Regions from separate parts of the Homo sapiens genome. Here region 1 is linked to region 2. A link is a contact called in ENCODE Hi-C or POLR2A ChIA-PET data. All regions are on one chromosome and are shown on one strand. Each heading gives the region's core, a stretch centred on a gene start or an enhancer-like site at or near the end of the contact. The rest is flanking DNA. Distances are from core to core; before and after follow the strand shown. Region 1 overlaps HIP1 (huntingtin interacting protein 1). Region 2 overlaps HIP1 (huntingtin interacting protein 1).

The links. A loop is a pair of places that touch in the nucleus more often than their neighbours do. ChIA-PET counts read pairs that join two places held with the same protein, here RNA polymerase II (POLR2A). Pooled maps may share reads with other maps.
Region 1: a loop to region 2 is called in a map of B cell, with 10 times the contacts of the local background. The contact joins two enhancer-like sites. A Hi-C loop is called at or near these places in 8 of 168 maps with a recorded cell type or tissue (B cell, Caco-2, OCI-LY7 and 5 more), 17 of 37 single-sample maps with no recorded cell type and 7 of 50 pooled maps. POLR2A ChIA-PET finds 5 or more read pairs at or near these places in 5 of 52 experiments (AG04450, B cell, H1 and 2 more).

Annotation. Positions count from the first base shown.
Region 1 is chr7:75,614,569-75,619,045 of GRCh38, forward strand. All of the region lies in intron 1 of HIP1 (huntingtin interacting protein 1), which reads right to left. Among named protein-coding and RNA genes, the nearest start is that of HIP1, 120 kb to the right of the region's middle. RefSeq lists an enhancer at 2,753-3,254. Within about 2 kb of position 3,228, at least 17 of the 41 ENCODE cell types and tissues checked have a DNase peak (open chromatin) inside an H3K27ac peak, as active enhancers do; they include B cell, OCI-LY7 and dorsolateral prefrontal cortex, where a contact is called at or near this core.
Region 2 is chr7:75,661,686-75,666,385 of GRCh38, forward strand. The region is part of intron 1 of HIP1 (huntingtin interacting protein 1); the gene reads right to left. Among named protein-coding and RNA genes, the nearest start is that of HIP1, 75 kb to the right of the region's middle. Within about 2 kb of position 1,251, at least 4 of the 41 ENCODE cell types and tissues checked have a DNase peak (open chromatin) inside an H3K27ac peak, as active enhancers do; they include B cell, OCI-LY7 and dorsolateral prefrontal cortex, where a contact is called at or near this core.

The sequences.
Region 1 (4,477 bases), core at 1,978-4,477, 45 kb before region 2:
GGTGGGGAGTGATTGCTTAATGGGAACAGGGTTTCCTTTACGGATAGTGAAAATGTTCTGAAATTAAACAGTCATGTCGGTTGCACGACATAGCGAATGTGCCAGATGTTGCTTAATTATACACTTGAATTTGTTACAATAGCGAATTTCATGTTATATGTATTTTGTCACAGGAAAAAAAAAGATAAAAAACACTGAGAAACTGATTTTTTTTTCTTTTTCTGAGACGGAGTCTCACTCTGTCACCCAGGCTGGAGTGCAGTGGCGCGATCTCGGCGCATTGCAACCTCTGCCTCCCGGGTTCAAGTGATTCTCCTGCCTCAGCCTCCTGATAGCTGGGATTACAGGCACCCACCACCCCGCCTGGCTAATTTTTGTATTTTTAGTGGAGACGGGGTTTCACCATGTTGGCCTGTCTTGTCTCGAACTCCTGACCTCAAGTGATCCACCTGCCTCGGCCTCCCAAAGTGCTGGGATTACAGGCATGAGCCACCACGCTGGCCTGAGAAACTGATTTTACTGAATACCTACTACACGCAGGGCAAGGCTGCCACACAGATAGTAAGGCTCTTTGCCATACAACCACAAGAGGGCCTTTCACAGACAGTTGTGGACAGCCATGCACCTGCACATGGCTGCCAGGATCCAGGGCACCACACCAGGGGCTGTGAGAGAGCACACAGATGATAGGAAGTGGACCCTGTGGCCAGGTGTGGCAGCTCATGCCTGGAATCCCAGCACTTTGAGAGGCCGAGGCAGGAGGATCACTTGAGGCCTGGAGTTCAAGACCAGCCTGGGCAACATGGTAAGACCCCATCTCTACAAAAAATGAAAATTTAGCTGGGGATGGTGGTATATCTGTAGTGGTGGCTACTTGGGAGGCTGAGGCAGGAGGATTGCTTGAGCCCAGGAGTTGGAGGCTGCAGTGAGCTATGACTGTGCCACTGCACTCTATCATGAATGACAGATGGAGACCCTGACTCCCCACCCTTAAAAAAGGTGGATCTTGTCCTCAAAGGGACAAAGACTGTACTACTCCTTCCTGTCCTTTCCTTCCTTCTCCTCTGACTGTGCTTATGCCTGTAATCCCAACACTTTAGGAGATTGAGGTGGAGGATCGATTGAGCCCAGGAGGTGGAGGTTGCAGTTGAGCCGAGATTGTGCCACTACACTCCAGCCTGGGTGACACAGCGAGACTCTGTCTCAAAAAACAAAAACAAAAACAAACAAAAAATGGCCAGGCGCGGTGGCTCATGCCTGTAGTCCCAGCACTTTGGGAGGCTGAGGCAGGCGGATCACCTGAGGTCAGGAATTTGAGACCAGCATGGTCAATATGATGAAACCTCGTCTCTACTAAAAATACAAAAATTAGCTGGGTGTGATGGTGCGCACCTGTAGTCCCAGCTACTCAGCAGGCTGAGGCAGGAGAATCGCTTGAACCTGGGATGTGGAGGTTGCAGTGAGCTGAGATCACACCACTGCACTCCAGCCTGGGCGACAGAGTAAGACTCTGTCTCAAAAAAAAAAAAAAAAAAAAAGAAAAGATAAGAAAAGAAAAGAAAACAAAAACAAAAACAAAGTATCTCGTAACATCGTCCTAGACAAGAATGAGAAAGGACAGGCTGCTAGGGGTCCAAACCACCGCCCACCAGCCAAACCTGGCCTCAGCCTGCTTGTGCATGGCCTGTGAGCTAGGACTGGTTTTTGTGTTCTTGTTTAGGGACAGAGTCTTGCTCTGTTGCCCAGGCTGCAGTGTAGTGGTACGATCATAGCTCACTACAGCCTTGAACTCCTGGGTTCATGCAATCGTCCCACCTCCACCTCCCAAGTAGGTGGGCCTACAGGTGCGCACCACCACGCCAGGCTAATTAAAAAATTTTTTTTTGTAGAGACCGGGTCTCACTTTGTTGCCCAGGCTGGTCTTGAGCTCCTGGCTTCTAGCGATCCTCCCACCTTAGCCTCCCAAAGTGCTGGAATTACCGGCGCTAGCCACCATGCCTGGCTTTTTAAGGGTGGGGAGGAGGAGGAGGAGGAGGAGGAGGAGGAAGAGGAGGAGGACGAGGAGGAGGAAGAAATAGTAGCAGCAGGAAGCCACAAAGCCAAAAACATTTACCATCTGGCCCTTTGCAGAAAATGTTTGCTGGCCCCTGGACTAGGCAGGGCAGCCTATGAGGGTGGATGTCCACACATACAGAGGCTGATTACTGGCCATCACTTTGGGGTAAGGCATGCTGGTGCCTGAGCCTGTGTCCTCCTCCTCATGTTTACCAGGGAGGTATATGTCAGGCACAGTGATTGATCTAACTGATGCTGGGAACAACAGTAACTACATTTAGATGACTATTTTTTTTTGTTTGGACAAGGTCTTGCTCTGTTGCCCAGGTTGGAGTGCAGTGGTGCAATCATGGCTCATTGCAGCCTCGACCTCCTGGGCTCAAGCAATCCTCCCACCTCAGCCTCCCAAAATAGTTGGGAGCACAGGTGCATGCCACCACACCCAGCTAATTTTTTTTTTTTTTTTTTTTGAGATGGAGTTTTGCTCTGTCACCTGGCTGGAGTGCAATGGCGTGATCTCAGCTCACTGCAACCTCCGCCTCCCCGGCTCAAGCGATTCCCTTGTCTCAGCCTGCCAAGTCGCTGCGATTACAGGCACCCACCATCACTCCCGGCTAATTTGTTTTGTAGTTTTTAGTAGAGACGGGGTTTCACCATGTTGACCAGGCTGGTCTTGAACTCCTGACCTCAGGTGATCCTCCTGCCTCGGCTTCCCAAAGTGCTGGGATTACAAGCGTGAGCCACCGCACCCAGCCACTAATTTTTTATTATTTGTAGAGGTGAGGATCTCCCTGTGTTGCCCAGGCTGGTCTCGAACTCCTGGCCTCAAGCCATCCTCCTGCAGCGGCCTCCCAAAGTGCTGGGATTACAGGCGTGACCCACCGCGCCCAGCCTCAGCCTGGTTCCTTGCGTGAGTCTTGGTTTCTTGGTCTCCTTTTCCCCGTATGCCAGCTGCCTCCCTCCATAAGAGAACATCTGTGATGACCTTCGGGGTGCCCACTTAGGCTTTCAAAGGGGCCTGGAATGTAGGGCACAGGGTAAGAGACTCGGACACCAGGCCTTGGGGAAAAGGAGAAGCGGGCCCATATGCCCTCCTCTCACCCACAGGGAGCTGTGGCTTCGAAAGGGGCTCCTCCCTTGTAAGGCTGCTGCTCCTGTCGTCATGGAGGAAACCTTGGTTCTGCTTCCCTAGCACCCCAAACTGCAAAGTCACGCTGGCAGGTATTGCACCCAGAGGGCTCATTCCCCATTCATCATAGTCACTGGTTGGGCAAGTCACCCTCCCTAGAAAGCGCAGCCTTGGGTAAATCCACCAGACATATCCTGATCTTTCACTATTCACAGAGCCAGACTGGAGTGGCCTTTCGTAATGGCCCTGGCCAGAGCTCCCGGGGGAAGCCTTCCGGATAGGCAGCTTGTCAGCAAGAGTGGGAAACCCTGGGCTGCGCCCTCCCCACAAACCACCAGCATTGCCCAACTTCCTCTCTTCATGCCCTCTACCACCCTCTCGTTGCCCCAGCTTTCTTTCTTTCATTTTTTTTCTTGAGACACAGTTTCACTGTCACCCAGGCTGGAGTGCAGTAGTGTGATCTCGGCTCACTGCTACCTACCTCCACCTCCTGGGTTCAAGCGATTCTCACACCTTAGCCTCCCGAGTGGCTGGGATTACAGGCACGTGCCACCAACTCTGGCTAATTTTATATTTTTAGTAGAAACAGGGTTTCACCATGTTGGTCAAGCTGGTCTCAAACTCCTGACCTCAAGTGTTTCATCTGCCTCAGCCTCCCAAAGTGCTGGGATTACAGGTGTGAGCTACCACACGTGGCTAATTTTTGTATTTTCAGTAGAGATGGGGGTTTCACCATGTTGGCCAGGCTGGTCTTGAACTCCTGACCCCAGGTGACCTGCCCTCCTCAGTCTCCCAAAGTGCCGGGATTACAGGCATGAGCCACCGCACCCAGCTGTTTCCCCAGCTTTCTAACAGTGAGGTTAGTTTTGTCTCTTCTCTTTTATTAATATACTGCTACTTATCTCCAATGATCTGAAGACTCAAGGTGGGTGATGCCTGACTTACAGGAGATCCCCCAGCACGGGAACCATCCCTTATCCAGCTCTGGGTCTCTTGCAGTGTCCAATTTCTAGAAGTGACCTTTCTGTCAAGTGAATGAGCCAAGCCCCAGCCACATCCCAGCACTAGAAAACCTGATGCCTCTCCCTTGAGCACATCCTTTTTTTTTTCTTCCAAGTTTTTTTGTAGAGATGGGGTTTCACTATGCTGCCCAGGCTGGTCTCAACCTCCTGGGCTCCAGTGAGCCTCCCACCTTGGCCTCCCACCCAACATCCTTGACATCCCACCTTTTGTTCTATTTCTGCAGGAATCGCTGTGTGTAGAAAGAAAGCCTTTGGTCAGTGGTTCCCAGAC
Region 2 (4,700 bases), core at 1-2,500:
GCAGGGAATGGGGAGCAAAAGGTGCTACAAGTGCTGTTAGGTCCTGATGTCATCTTGGGGGCAGCTACAGCAGAGTAACGCAGGCCTAAGTCCAAATGTGTGCCTTGGAGCCACTGGGGGAGGATGGGCAGTGGGAGGTGGTGAGAGGGATTTCTCTTTGGGAAAGGCTGGTGGTGAAGGGCAGGGAGTCACAGGAAGTTCCCCAAGAGTGTGGAAAAATCCAGAGGAGGCAATCAGGCTTTTAAGGATGGAGAAGATTTGCATATGGTGGGAGGCAGAAGGAACGGAGTGAAGAGGAAGCGCAATGGGAGAGAGATGGATGAGTGGACAGGGTCTCTGAGGAGGGGTGGACTGGAGAGTGGGTGCGTGAGTGAGCCACAAGGGGTGAAGGTGGAGGGGAGGGAGGAGGGGAAGGAGGGGGCGTAGCTGGCGATGTCATGGGGGATGAAATCAGAGATGATGAGGAGGCTCACACTGGAGGGTCTCCACTATTTTTGTTTGTTTGTTTGTTTGTTTGAGACAGGTTCTTGTTCTGTCACCCAGGATGGACCACAGTGGTGCGATCACAGCACATGGCAGCCTGGAACTCCTGGGCTCCAGTAACCCTCCCACCCCAGCCTCCCGAGTAGCTGGGAGTACAGACCTGCACCACCACGCCCAGCTATTTTATTTGGTAAAGATGAGGTCTTGCTATGTTGTCCTAGCTGGTCTCAAACTCCTGGTCTCAAGCAATCCTCCTACCTGGGACTCCCCCAGTGCTCAGACTACAAGTGTGAGCCACCATGCCTGGCTGGAAAGAGGCTTTTATTTATTTTATTTTATTAACTAATTTATTTTTGAGACAGCGTCTCGCTCTGTCGCCCAGGCTGGAGTGCAGTTGCGTGATCTCAGCTCACTGCAACCTCCCTCTCCCAGGTTCAAGTGACTCTCCTGCCTCAACTTCCCTAGAAGCTGGGATTACAGGCACACACTACCATGCCTGGCTAATTTCTGTATTTTTAGTAGAGACGGGATTTCACCATGTTGGTCAGTCTTGTCTCGAACTCCTGACCTCAAATGATCCATCCTCCTCAGCCTCCTGGAGTGAGCCACGGTGCCTGGCCTGGAAAGAGGTTTTTAAAGGTTAGAGGACACGAGGGCCTGTTTTTAAGCTGAGAGGAGGAATAATTATTGAAGATATGAAAGAGAATGGGGACAGGGACAGAGCAAGTTCTCAGAGGACACCAGCACAGGTGGCTAAGATCCGAGCTGCTTCCTGCAGCGTCACCACACCGGCGACCCATGCTGAGGCTTCCTCAATGAAAATCCCCACCTTTTTTCTACATGAACTGCTGCAAGCCACAGTTGCCCATCTGATATTTGCATGCCTGTGAGTTTCAGATGTAACTACAAGAATTTACACTTATCCTAATTACGTTTCATAAACTGTCTTTATGATCATCTGTTCTGGTACAACGACCAAGAAAACATTCAGTGGGTGGTTTGGCAAGTTCTGTTTTGAATCAGCTGTGCACCAGGTGTGTGCCAGGCCAGTAGGAAGATCCCGGACAGCGTCTTTGCTCTCCAGATGTCTGTAGTGTAAGTGGGAAGGAAAACTCAAAGACAGATCATTTAAACAAATATAATGTCCAGACCAGGAGGGGTGGCGTACACCTATAGTCCCAGCTACTCAGGAGGCTGAGGTGGGAGGATCGCTGGAACCTAGGCAGTCAAGGCTGCAGTGAGCTATGATTGCACCACTGCACTCCAGCCTGGGTGACAGAGTGTGTCATCCTGGCGGCACTGCTCCTACCCCTACAGCAGGCGAGGCGGACTGATGTAGGAGGCAGATGGTCAATTCAGGGTGTTTGCCAGGGGACAGGAGCAGATCTGAGTTTTTGATGCATCACTGACCTCTGTGCAGGGACAGCTCTGAGGATGGCCAGGGTGGAGACTGGGATCAGTGAAGAGGGTACTGCCAGTTCTGGGTGTACTAGATGAGTCCTGACCATGAGCAGTGAAAATAGGAAAGAGATGAGAGAACAGAGCCGCCAGGGAGTATTTAGGAGGTAAAACCCAGCAGGAGACGGGAATGGAAGGGAGTGGGAGGGGAGTGGAGTAGTGAGTGATAATTTGACTTCTAGTTTTCTGACTCAGCTAATCAGTAGAGCAACGGTCCTGCTAAGGCAAGATTACAGGGGATCAGAACACAGGGAGGTGTCAGCCTCTAGCAGGGGAACAGCTACCTTCCATTATTTTATGTATGTGTGTATATATATATATACACATATATGTGTATATATATATACACATATATGTGTATATATATACACATATATGTGTATATATATACACATATATGTGTATATATATACACATATATGTGTATATACACATATATGTGTATATACACACACATATACACACATATGTGCATACATACATGTATGCATATATGCACACACATGTGTGTACATACATACATGTATGTGTGTATATTTACATACATATATGTACATACATATATACACACATATACATATGTATATATACATATATTGTGTGTGTATACATACACATACTATATACACACATATATGTATACATACATATATACACACATATATGTATGTATATATGTATGTATATGTATACATACACATGCATATATATGTGTGTATGTATACGTATACATACATATATACACATACATATGTGTATGTATACGTATACATACATATATACACATACATATGTGTGTGTATACATATACATACATATATACACATACATATGTGTGTGTGTATACGTATACACACATATATACACATACATATATATGTATGTGTATGTATACGTATACATACATATATACACATACATATATATGTATGTGTATGTATACGTATACATACATATATATATGTATAGGGAGAGAGAGAGAGAGAGAGAGACAGGCAGACGGACAGACAAAGTCTTGCTCCATTGCTCCATTGCCCAGGCTGGAGTGCAGTAGTACAATCTCGGCTCACTGCAACCTCTGCCTCCCAGGTTCAAGCAATTCTCATGCCTCAGCTTCCTGAGTAGCTGGGATTACAAGCATGCACCACCACGTCCGACTAATTTTTGTATTTTTAGTAGGGTTGGGATTTCACCATATTGGCCAGGCTGGTCTTGAACTCCTGGCCTCAAGTGATCTGCCTGCCTTGGCCTCCCAAAGTGCTGGGATTACGGGCGTGAGCCATCATGCCCAGTCCAGATACTTTCCATTTCAACAGAGGGAAAGAAGAGACTAATTTGGGCTCAAATACACTGAGATGTCTGGTTGGCTGGGTTTGGTGGTTCGCACCTGTAATCCTAGCTCTTTGGGAGGCCAAGGTGTTCGAAACCAGCCTGGGAAATATAGTGAATATAGTGAGACCCTGTTTCTACAAAAAAAATTTAAAAATTAGAAAGGCATGGAGGTGCACACATATAGTCCCAGCTAGTCAGGGGGTTGAGGGAGGAGGATTGTTTGAGGCCAGGAGTTGGAGGCTACAGTGAGCTATGATCAAGCCACTGCACTCCAGCCTGGGTGACAGAGCAAGACCCTATCTCTATAAAAAAATAAGAACAATTAAAACAAAATAAAGGTCTGGCTGCAGGAAGCAGAGGGCATTTCCATCTGATAAATTTGATTTTCTGTGTGAAATTAGGAGGGATGGAGTTGTAGCTTGGAGGGGCAGGAAGGTTTGAGGTAGTATCTGTGGAGAGAACCACGTGGGGCACAAAAGGGCCACTGAGCAGTGTTGAAGGTCCAGTGGGATGTGGAGGCCATCCTGTCTTGTGGCTTTGCTAATGGTATCTTTTCTCATACTAAAGCTTCTCATTTTTCCGTAGTCATTTTTTTTTTTTTGAGACAGTCTCGCTCTGTCGCTCAGGCTGGAGTGCAGTGGTGTGATCTCAGCTTACTGCAACCTCCACCTCCTGGATTCAAGTGATTCTCCTGCCTCAGCCTCCCCAGTAGCTGGGATTGCAGGCATGCCATCACCATGCCTGGCTAATTTTTGTATTTTCAGTAGAGACGGGGTTTTGCTATGTTGGCCAGGCTGGTCTCGAACTCCTGGACTCAAGTGATCCGCCTGCTTCGGCCTCCCAAAGTGCTGGGATTACAGGCATGAGCCACTGCTCCTGGCCTTTCCATAGTCAAATTTATCAACTTTTCCATTATAGCTTGTAGGTTTGTGGTATGCTTTAGGAAGCCTTCCTTTTATATGGCAATGTGAAAAAAACCAACAAAACAAAACAACTGGGCAGGCCTGTATGTATGGACTGAAACAATATCCAAGATCTATGTTACTCAGCGAAATACCACTGCAGACCCACACAGACGATATGCTTGCAGTTGCACAGAGGTGGCTGCCTCTGCAGAGAAGGACCAGAGGCTGGGGGATGTGGGATGAACTGGTCACCCTCTTGTATGGTAGATTTTTTTTTAATCATGCTTTATTAATTAATTAATTAATTAATTTTATTTTTTTTTGAGATGGAGTCTCCCTCTGTTGCCCAGGCCGGAGTGCAGTGGCGTGATCTCGGCTCATTGCAACCTCTTCCTCCTGGGTTCAAGCGATTCTCCTGCCTCAGCCTCCCAAGTAGCTGGGATTACAGGTGCATCATCACCATGCCCGGCTAATTTTTGTACATTCAGTAGAGACAGGGTTTCGCCATGTTGGCCAGGCTGG